Regions from separate parts of the Homo sapiens genome. Here region 1 is linked to region 2. Evidence: chromatin contacts called from ENCODE Hi-C or POLR2A ChIA-PET data. All regions are on one chromosome and are shown on one strand. The core of a region is the stretch at or near the end of the contact, and the rest is flanking DNA. Distances in the headings are between cores, read along the strand shown.

Region 1 (4,489 bases), core at 156-2,655, 300 kb before region 2:
CATGAGAACTAAGGCTGGACAACAGCAGGTTATGAAGAAAACACAACGATTCCCCTTTGTCAGCTTCCTGCACCTGACCCTGAAGGCCGCCATGGGTAAGGCCGGGTCTCCGGCACATCTGCACCATGGGCACGCAACAGAGTCGCACAGTGCCTAGCTAAGCGCGGATGTGCTAAATCAAGGCTGAAAGAAAGCCTGGCCCTGCCCTTAGGCATCAGGGATTTTCCAAGTTTGATTCTCCTGTCATCAGAAGCATCCCGGGAAGGATGCTCGTTACACTGCAGATTCCAGCCAGGCGCGGAGGCTCACGCCTGTAATCCCAGCACTTTGGGAAGCCGGGAGGATCACTTAACGTCAGGAGTTCAAGACCAGCCTGGCCAACACGGTGAAACCCCGTCTCTACTAAAAATACAAACAAACAAACAAAAAATTAGCCGGGCATGGTGGCGCCCGCCTGTAAGCCCAGCTACTCGGGAGGCTGAGGTGGGAGGATCGATTGAACCCGGGAGGTGGAGGCTGCAGTGAGCTGAGATCGCGCCACTGCACTCCAGCCTGGGTGACAGAATGAGACTCAGTCTCAAAAATAAAAATAATAGGGGCAGGATGCGGTGGTGCACGCCTGCAATCCCAGCACTTTGAGAGGCCGATGCAAGCGGATCAACTGAGGTCAGGAGTTCGAGACCACCTTGACCAATATGGTGAAACCCCATCTCTACTAAAAATACAAAAATTAGCCGGGCGTGGTGGCGGACGCCTGTAGTCCCAGCTACTCGGGAGGCTGAGGCAGGAAAATTGCTTGAACCCGGGAGGTGGAGGTTGCAGTGAACCGAGATCGCGCCACTGTACTCCAGCCTGGGTGACAAAGCAGGACTCCGTCTCAAAAAAAAAAAAATAATAATAAAAAATAATAATAAAATGCAGATTCCTGAGCCCCAAAGTTGACTACACCAATCAGGATCTCCGGGGTTCGCGAACGTGCATTTTTACAGCCCCACCCCCCTCCAACCCTCGTCCCCTTCCCCATCCCCCATCCCCTCCACTACCAGGTCTAGCGGCTTCAGGCCCGGGCGTGCGCAGGCGCGTCCCCCGCCCGCCGCCCACCCGGCCGTCCCGCTCCCTGCGCCGCGCACCTGAGGCAGTCGTTGTCTCTCACAAGGCGCGCGCTCTCGGCGGGGGGCAAGAGCCCCCCCTCCAGGTAGAGGCCTAGGAAGGCCCCAGAACTGAAGCCGAAGCGCTGGCGGATGAGACTAATGAGATCTGTGACGACTCGGCATCTGTTCAAGTCGACCAGAAGCCAGAAGGCCGTACAGTGCGGGGTAGCTGGCGGCGGGTAATCAAATTGAAGCCGTAGCCTAACCGTCTCGGAAGCTGCCATCTTGCTTGGTGCTCAACGGAAGCCGAGAGATACCACGGGGCCACCGAGAGGCGTGCTCGGGCGGCTCGCCCCCGCCGGAGCCTTTGGCGTGTGCCACCTAGTGGTGAAACCTGGCTACTACAGGCTGCGTCTAGGCGAGAACTCGGAGCGTGGTTGATTTCATTCAATTTTGTTCACGGCAGGGCTGAGGAAGGGAATAAGTGAAATGCCTTTATTACATTTCTACTGGGCGCTATGTAGGGTCTCCTAATTAAGGCAACTCTCTGGATAAATAACATTTCTCCTCAGCAGTAGTCTTCTAAGATATTTGCTCATCGACGTGAAAGATTTTTATAAAACAATCCTAACACATTTCGCTGACAAAATTTTTCATCATGATGAGTTGAAAAAGATGTAAGTCCTAGTGTGTTCTCAATGTTGAAATTTTGAAATAACACTGTTAATCATTCTTCCAAATGTATCCAGTGGAATATAAATACCTTAGCCTTTTAATACCCACCACCAAACAAAAATGTCCTTGCATTTCTCACCAGATAAATAAATCAGTATTTACATTATTTCTTCTATTTTTTGAACTAGAATTTACATTTCTCCACATAATATATATTAACTCCTTTAATTTTCATAACAAAAGTTAGGAATTATGAACTGTTATCCTTATTTAGAGGATTTAAAAAAAACAAGGTTCAGAGAGTTTAAGAAGTAACTAGAGGCCAGGAGCAGTGGCTGACGCCTGTAATCCCAGCACTTTGAGAGGCCAAGGTGGGCGGATCACTTGAGACCAGGAGTCTGAGACCACCCTGGCCAAAATGGTGAAACCCCAACTCTACTAAAAATATAAAGATTAGCCGGGTGTGGTGGCATGTGCCTATAATTCCAGCTACTCGGGAGACTGAAGCAGTAGAATCGCTTGAACCCAAGAGGTGGAGGTTGCAGTGAGTCAGGATCGTGCCACTGCACTCCAGCCTGGGCAATAGAGCAAGATTCTGTCTTAAAAAAAAAAAAAGGAGTAACTTCCCCAAGTTCACTAGACTAGTTAAGTTGTAGATACCAGGGAGTCAGTAGATGAATTGAAAACAAAATTTTTTAACTGAAAGTAAGGGTTTTTGGATTTTCTTTTTTTAGAGTCTTGCTCTGTCACCTAGGCTGGAGTGCCGTGGTGCACTCTGCCTCCCGGGTTCAAGTGACTTCCCACCTCAGCCTTCCTAGTAGCTGGAACCACAGGTGTGAGCCACCAAGCCCAGCTAATTTTTGTATTTTTTGTAGAGATAGGGTTTTTCCATGGTGGCCAGGCTGGTCTCGAATTCCTGAATTCCAGCAATCTGCCTGCCTTGGCCTCCCAAAGTGGTGGGATTACAGGCATGAGCCACCACCTCCGACTAAAATCAAGTTTATTAGAGAATTAAAGGAATAAAAGAATGACTACTCCATAGACAGAGCAGCGAGCCCATACTATAAGTATACTCAGTCAAGTATACTTATAGTTACTTCTTGACTGTATGCTAAACAAAGGATGGATTATTCATGAGTTTTCTGTATCCCTAGGAAAGGGGCAGGGATTTCCCTCAGAACTGAGGGTTACTCCCCTTTTACACCATACAGGATAACTTTTGGGCATTTCCGGCTGGGCGCAGTGGCTCACCCCTGTAATCCCAGTTTCTCCACATCCTGACTACCATTTGGCATTGTCACTATTTTTTAGTCATTCTGGTAGATGTGTTGTGGTATGTTGTGGTTTTATTTATTTGTTTGTTTGTTTTGAGGCTGGGTCTCATTATGTCTCCAGTGCTGAAGTGCAGTGGCGTGATCACAAGGCTTACTGCAGCCTTCACCTCTGAAGCTCAAATGAACCTCCCACTTCAGCCTCCTGAGTGGCTGGGACTACAGGCATGCACTGCCATGCCCTGCTAAATTTTGTAATCTTTGTAGAGACGGAGTTTTGCCACATTGCCCAGACTGGTCTCAAACTCTTGGGCTCAAGCTATCCTCCCACCTCAGCCTCCCAAATATTGGGATTACAGGCATGAGCCACCATGCCCAGCCTCTTGTGGTTTTAATTTGTATTTTCTAATGGCTAATAATGTTGAACATTTTTCCTGTGTTTATGTGCTTCTTCAGTGAAATTCTCTTCAAGTCTTTTACATCTACTCTTATTAGATTGTTAAATTTTGAGAGTTCTTTATGTATTCTAGATAGTAGTACTGAGGCAGGAAAATAGGATCTGGAGGCAGGGAACATAAGGCCAATTCACACTTCAGCTGTGACAGGAAATATCCTCTTCATTTACATAGGGCATACGAGGAGTAAATGACTTTCTAACTTTACCTCATCCTCTCCATTTACATAGGACATACACCAAGAAACCAGTGGAAACCTCTGGAGGGTATTTAAGCCCCCAAAAATTCTGTAACAGGGCCCTTGAGCCCCTATGCTCGGGCCTGCTCCCACCCTGTGGAGCGTACTTTCATTTTCAGTAAATCTCTGTTTTTGTTGCTTCATTCTTTCCTTGCTTTGTTTGTGCGTTTTGTCCAATTCTCTGTTCAAGATGCCAAGAACACCCTCCACCAGTAACAGTACTTTGTCAGATATGTGGATTGCGGATTATTTTCTTTGACTCTGGAGCTTTTTTTTTTTTTTAATCATTCTCTTAATAGGGCCTATCACAGACCAAAAGTTCTAAATTGTGATGAAGTCTGGTCGATCAATTTTTTCTTCACTGCTACCTCTGCCTCCCAGGTTCAAGTGATTCTCCTGCCTCAGCTGCCCGAGTAGCTGGGGACTACAGGCACCCGCCACCACGCCTGGCTAATTTTTGTATTTTTAGTAGAGATAGGGTTTTACCATGTTAGTCAGGCTGGTCTTGAACTCCTGACCTCCGGTGATCTGCCCACCTCGGCCTCCCAAAGAGCTGGGATTACAGGCGGGAGCCTCTGTGCCCAGCCTGTTTGTTTTTTGTTCTGTTGTCCAGGCTGGAGTGCAGTGGCAAGATCATAGCTCACTGCAGCCCCTACTTTCTGGGCTCAAGCAATCCTCCCAGCTCAGCCTCCCAAAGCAGTGGAATTACTCGTGTGAGCCATAGCCTGAGTTAATTTTTGTGTAAGAGTTATATCAGCG
Region 2 (4,439 bases), core at 1-2,500:
GAAACTTTCATGCGATGCCTTTGGAAGGCTACAGACATTGTCTTTTTGGAGTTTTCAGTGCATGAAGGTATGAAACCGCATTTATTAAGCACCTACTGTATGCCAGAACCCGTGCTGCACAATACTACTGCTGCTAAGGTGGGAGTGATTCTGAAGCCTTCTGCCACCCTAGCTACCTCTGCAGGTCGTGAGGGGTCTTGGGCTATTTCAGTATCATGCACTTTACTATCCTGGCATACAAAGGCTGGGTGAGAAATAAAATATATAACGAACGGATTACACAGGGGTTTCCTGAAATAACCACCCTTCCCATCCATCCCAGAGACACCCCAAAAGTACTTCTCGTTATATACAAACATTTGCTTTGAACCTCAATCATGTGACCTTGACTCCTATAACCTATCTTATTACATTTTTAAAACACTGTATGATTAACGCGGAAACCCTTTCTTCGGCACTTTCTCGCCACTGGAATCGCGTCAGTTTCTCAAAGTTCCAAAATAACCTTTCCCGGGCACGGATTGGTACCTCTACTGGGGAAGGGCGGGGAACCGCGCAAGACGTGCCGGTGTGGAGCCAGAGCCAGAGAGAACTTCCAGCGCAAAAGGAAAATAAAACTTGTGGCTGGTGTTTGTGCAGGAGGGTCTCCGCCATCCTGAAGCCCCCCGATCCTGGGGCGTCTCGGGGGCCGCCAAAGGAGCGCCAGGGTGTGGGTTTGCTCCCGACGTCCTTGACCTAAATTTCTGAGCGGTGGCTGGAAACAGGGCACAGCGGAGGGCGGGCGGCTGGTGCCATTCCCGGATCTCGGCGGCAGGGGCCGGCAAACTTGAATGGAGAGGGCGAACTAGAGAGGGTGGGGGGCGTCTTCTCCCAGGTCCGGGTGAGGAGCCGCAGCAAGCTCCCCGCGCCTCCCCTCCCCCGATCCACCCGCCCCCCGCAGCCCATGTGATCCAGGGAAGTCGGGGTGCGCTCCCCCTCGCCCTGCGCCCTGCCGGCCCGGAGGCGGGGTCCCCTCCGCCCGCGGGGTTCGCGCGCCACCCTTGTGGGTCCGGCCGTGGGGGGCCGAGTGTGCGCGCGCGGGCAGGCGGGGGCCGCACGGGGGTGCGTGACGTCACCGGCATTGGTTACACGACGTTCTAGAACTCCGCCCCACGTGCGCCGGGGAGGAGGGGGAGGAGGAGGAGGAGATGGGGGTGGGGAGGAGGAGGGGGAGAGGTGGGGATGGGCCGGGGGGGCGGGGACGGGGGGGTGTGCGAGGCAGCGGGGCTGAGCTAAGCCGAGCCCACGTGTGACGGCTCTCGCCGCTGCCCCGGCTCCGCCGCTCGCAGAGAGATTCGGAGGAGCCCGGGCGGGGGGGAGGAGGAGGGGGAGGAGGGAGCGGAGATCTCGGGGCTCGGAGCCGGCCGCCGCTCCGCTCCGATCGCTGTGGGGCTTGGTTTTTTGGGGGTGGGGGGGCGGGGGGGCTCAGATATGGAGGCAAATGGGAGCCAAGGCACCTCGGGCAGCGCCAACGACTCCCAGCACGACCCCGGGTAAGTTTCCAGCCGCTGCCCACCGCGCCGCCTTGGGCTCGCTCTCCTTGCAGCGGCGGGGACGGCGGTGCGCGGAGCCGGGCATCTCCCGCGCCCCCCCGCCTCTCCCGCGCGCCCCCCCCGTGGAAGTTACACACCTTTGGATTGCATTTCGCCGTCACCTTCTCCCCCACCCCACCTCCCGGCTCTCGCTCGCTCGCTCCCCCCCGCTTTCCTTTTAGCTTTTGTAAGTTACACGTCAAAATGGCCGATCTGACATCGGTGCTCACTTCTGTTATGTTTTCTCCCTCTAGTAAAATGTTTATCGGTGGACTGAGCTGGCAGACCTCACCAGGTAAGGGAGGGAGGGGGGGACGCCTGGGTCCCCCCCTTCTTGGCTTCTTTATTGCTCTTTGTTATCCCGGTGTAGGAGCCCCCCCCCCCCCGCCATTGGCTCCCCACTTCTCCTGTGCAAGGTTATTTTTTTTAAATAGCAAATCCTTTCTGAGCCCTCTATGCGACCTCTGTTGCCGAATTTCCCCCGCGTGTGCAAAAAATGCAAAAACAAAACAGAATAACAACAGAAAACTACTTTTGGATTTTGTCCTTGATCAAAATTTGCATTGCTTTTTTTTTCCACACCTTCTCTCCCCCCCCCATCTCTCTCTTTCTCTCTCTACAGATAGCCTTAGAGACTATTTTAGCAAATTTGGAGAAATTAGAGAATGTATGGTCATGAGAGATCCCACTACGAAACGCTCCAGGTAAACCATTCCCTTCTGGATTTTGTCTTTATTTTAGAACAAAGTTTAAGTTTTATTTTTGGAGGTGTCTTCGGAAGTAGCTAAGCGGATTAGAATGGGGCTCAGGCGCGTGGCTGATCTCGAACGGCGCTCTATACCACCCCCACCGCCCCCTAGTAACCCCAGAGGTTATTGTTAATTGGAGCTGAACTCTGGATACAGAGATACCCATCTCTCTGCTTTTAAGTCATTTTCCCGTCGCTTCTTTTTCTCTGTTTAAAATGACATTCAGCTTCATTTACTTTCGCATAGTTTTTTTTTTTCTTTTGATCTTAATGTGTGTTTCCCCCACACTCCCAGCTCCCCAAACTCTTAAGATCCCTCTTAGAAAGATGGTGGTAAATCTCTTCTAAGTGCCGGGCTTTCTTCGGAATAAAACAAAGCGTTAAGAAAGGGAAGGGGAGGAGGAGAGGAAACTGAGGTGGCCAAAGAGTGGAGGCACCAGCATTTTCCAAGTTACCTCCACCCTCCCTGCCCCCGTTCCACTTCCCCCGTTAACCTTGATGTTTTTTCTTGCGAGGTGGAGGGCTGTAGGCAGGAGGGGAATTGGAGGAGGGGAGTGGGAGGTGGGGGTGCGTGGGGGGCAACTTTTGCTCCTCATTCAGCCTTAGGTCTCACTCCTGGTTGCTTTCAATGGTGTCACATTTTCTTGTTTGTTTTTCTCCCTCTTTGTCTCCTTTCAGAGGCTTCGGTTTCGTCACGTTCGCAGACCCAGCAAGTGTAGATAAAGTATTAGGTCAGCCCCACCATGAGTTAGATTCCAAGACGGTAGGTTGCTTTTTGTTGTTGTTGTTCGCCCCTTTTCAGGAACGATCTGGGCATTGACAGCCCCATTTAAAGGGACAGTGCCTTCTTTTGCTTCTGTGCTAGAACTGGGTAGTTTTAAACTGAGCTAGCGAGTTGGCTCAAAAGTTTGCTGCTGTGGCTGGCTTTGGGGTTTTCTTTTTAGAGCCTGTCCCATTGCAGCTTCAGAGGCTGCCAAGGTTAGGCTTGGGGAGGAGAGGGTTCGGCTCCTGGAGAGTCTGCCTTCCCGGCCTGGGGACTGTGCAGAGAAACTCCACCAGAGAGCAAATGCAACTTTTCTTTGTCAGCCAAGCACAGCACGCGTTACCAACTGTGGCTGTGGGGATCAGCTTTGAGAAGGCACAGCCTGCTTTGTGGCCAAGGGGGACAGCAGTGGGAAGGAGGGGAGAGGGCGCTAATTACAGGTCCAGGCAACAGGTTTCTCTTGGGGCACTTGGGATTTGGAATGTGCTTTGGGAAGGGAAGGGGACGCTGGCGGAGCTGAGCTGGGCATCCACTGGGGTGACTCCAGATGGCATGAAATCTAAGGCTGATAAGGCCTGGGGGTTTCAAAGTGATTTTTTTTTCCTTCCTTTTCTTTCTCAGATCCTTTCATTTGAGTATGGGTACTTTTATACATCACAAGTTTTAAAAATCCAGAGTAGAAGGGGGAAGAGTCTCCAGGCAGAGGTCAGAAGGGGAAGGGAAGAAAGAGTGTCTGTATATAACAATACATTTAATGGGAGGGGGAGTGTGCAGTGTTTTATTTAGCCCCTGTGTGGGCTTCCTGCCTCTCCTCCCTTCCCTTTATGTCTACCAGAGTTTCCCCACGGTTTTTATTAATATATATCTGCCCCAAACAGAGGCCTTAAGATGACATTGGGCTGTAGTGCTGGGTTGCATGGAACTTCACTCCTCTGTGATGGGGTAGTGGGACAAGGCCAGAAATGGGGCTCTACTTCCATCCGCCTCTTATGAAAGTGAGCAAGACATTCCCTACCTCTGGGTCTCAATTTCCTCTTCTGTAAAATAAGTGGACCAAGGTGATCTTTCAAGCCCCTTTTGGCTTTAACATTGAATGGAAGAGAAGGAAAGCAAATAAAGAAACCTGGCAACCTTCGGTGCACTTGAATTGATTTTGCAAATTCACCCTCTTTCTCTGATCAAAGAGATCAGGAATGCGTGCCTTCTCCTAAGAAAGAAACCCACCTACACTCTTAGTTGCTTTATTAATTGTCCTGGACTTGTCATAGCTTGCATGCAGCCCAGCCTTTTGTACTTTTAGATAATTTAATTTCAGAAATGATTTGTAGGATGATAACAGATGTCTGAAAAATTTTTC

What was found. A loop is a pair of places that touch in the nucleus more often than their neighbours do. ChIA-PET counts read pairs that join two places held with the same protein, here RNA polymerase II (POLR2A). Pooled maps may share reads with other maps.
Region 1: a loop to region 2 is called in a map of CD8-positive, alpha-beta T cell, with 5 times the contacts of the local background. The contact joins the promoter of COIL here to the promoter of MSI2 in region 2. A Hi-C loop is called at or near these places in 3 of 168 maps with a recorded cell type or tissue (CD8-positive, alpha-beta T cell, naive thymus-derived CD4-positive, alpha-beta T cell and sigmoid colon), 1 of 37 single-sample maps with no recorded cell type and 14 of 50 pooled maps. POLR2A ChIA-PET finds 5 or more read pairs at or near these places in 4 of 52 experiments (A673, OCI-LY7, activated CD4-positive, alpha-beta T cell and 1 more).

What each region holds. Positions count from the first base shown.
Region 1 is chr17:56,959,645-56,964,133 of GRCh38, forward strand. COIL (coilin) reads right to left here and starts at 1,406. Exons shown (of 7, transcript NM_004645.3): 1 at 1,131-1,406. The coding sequence starts at 1,375. It overlaps LOC105371836 (a long non-coding RNA gene), which reads left to right and starts at 1,504. Exons shown (of 4, transcript XR_934875.4): 1 at 1,504-1,768. RefSeq lists a silencer at 1,008-1,117 and enhancers at 1,244-1,538, 1,288-1,427, 1,438-1,487.
Region 2 is chr17:57,255,273-57,259,711 of GRCh38, forward strand. It overlaps MSI2 (musashi RNA binding protein 2), which reads left to right and starts at 1,251. Exons shown (of 14, transcript NM_138962.4): 1 at 1,251-1,532; 2 at 1,826-1,866; 3 at 2,194-2,275; 4 at 2,998-3,082. The coding sequence starts at 1,471. LOC101927510 (a long non-coding RNA gene) reads right to left here and starts at 1,724. Exons shown (of 3, transcript XR_007065860.1): 1 at 1,670-1,724. RefSeq lists a silencer at 806-1,435 and an enhancer at 3,414-3,503.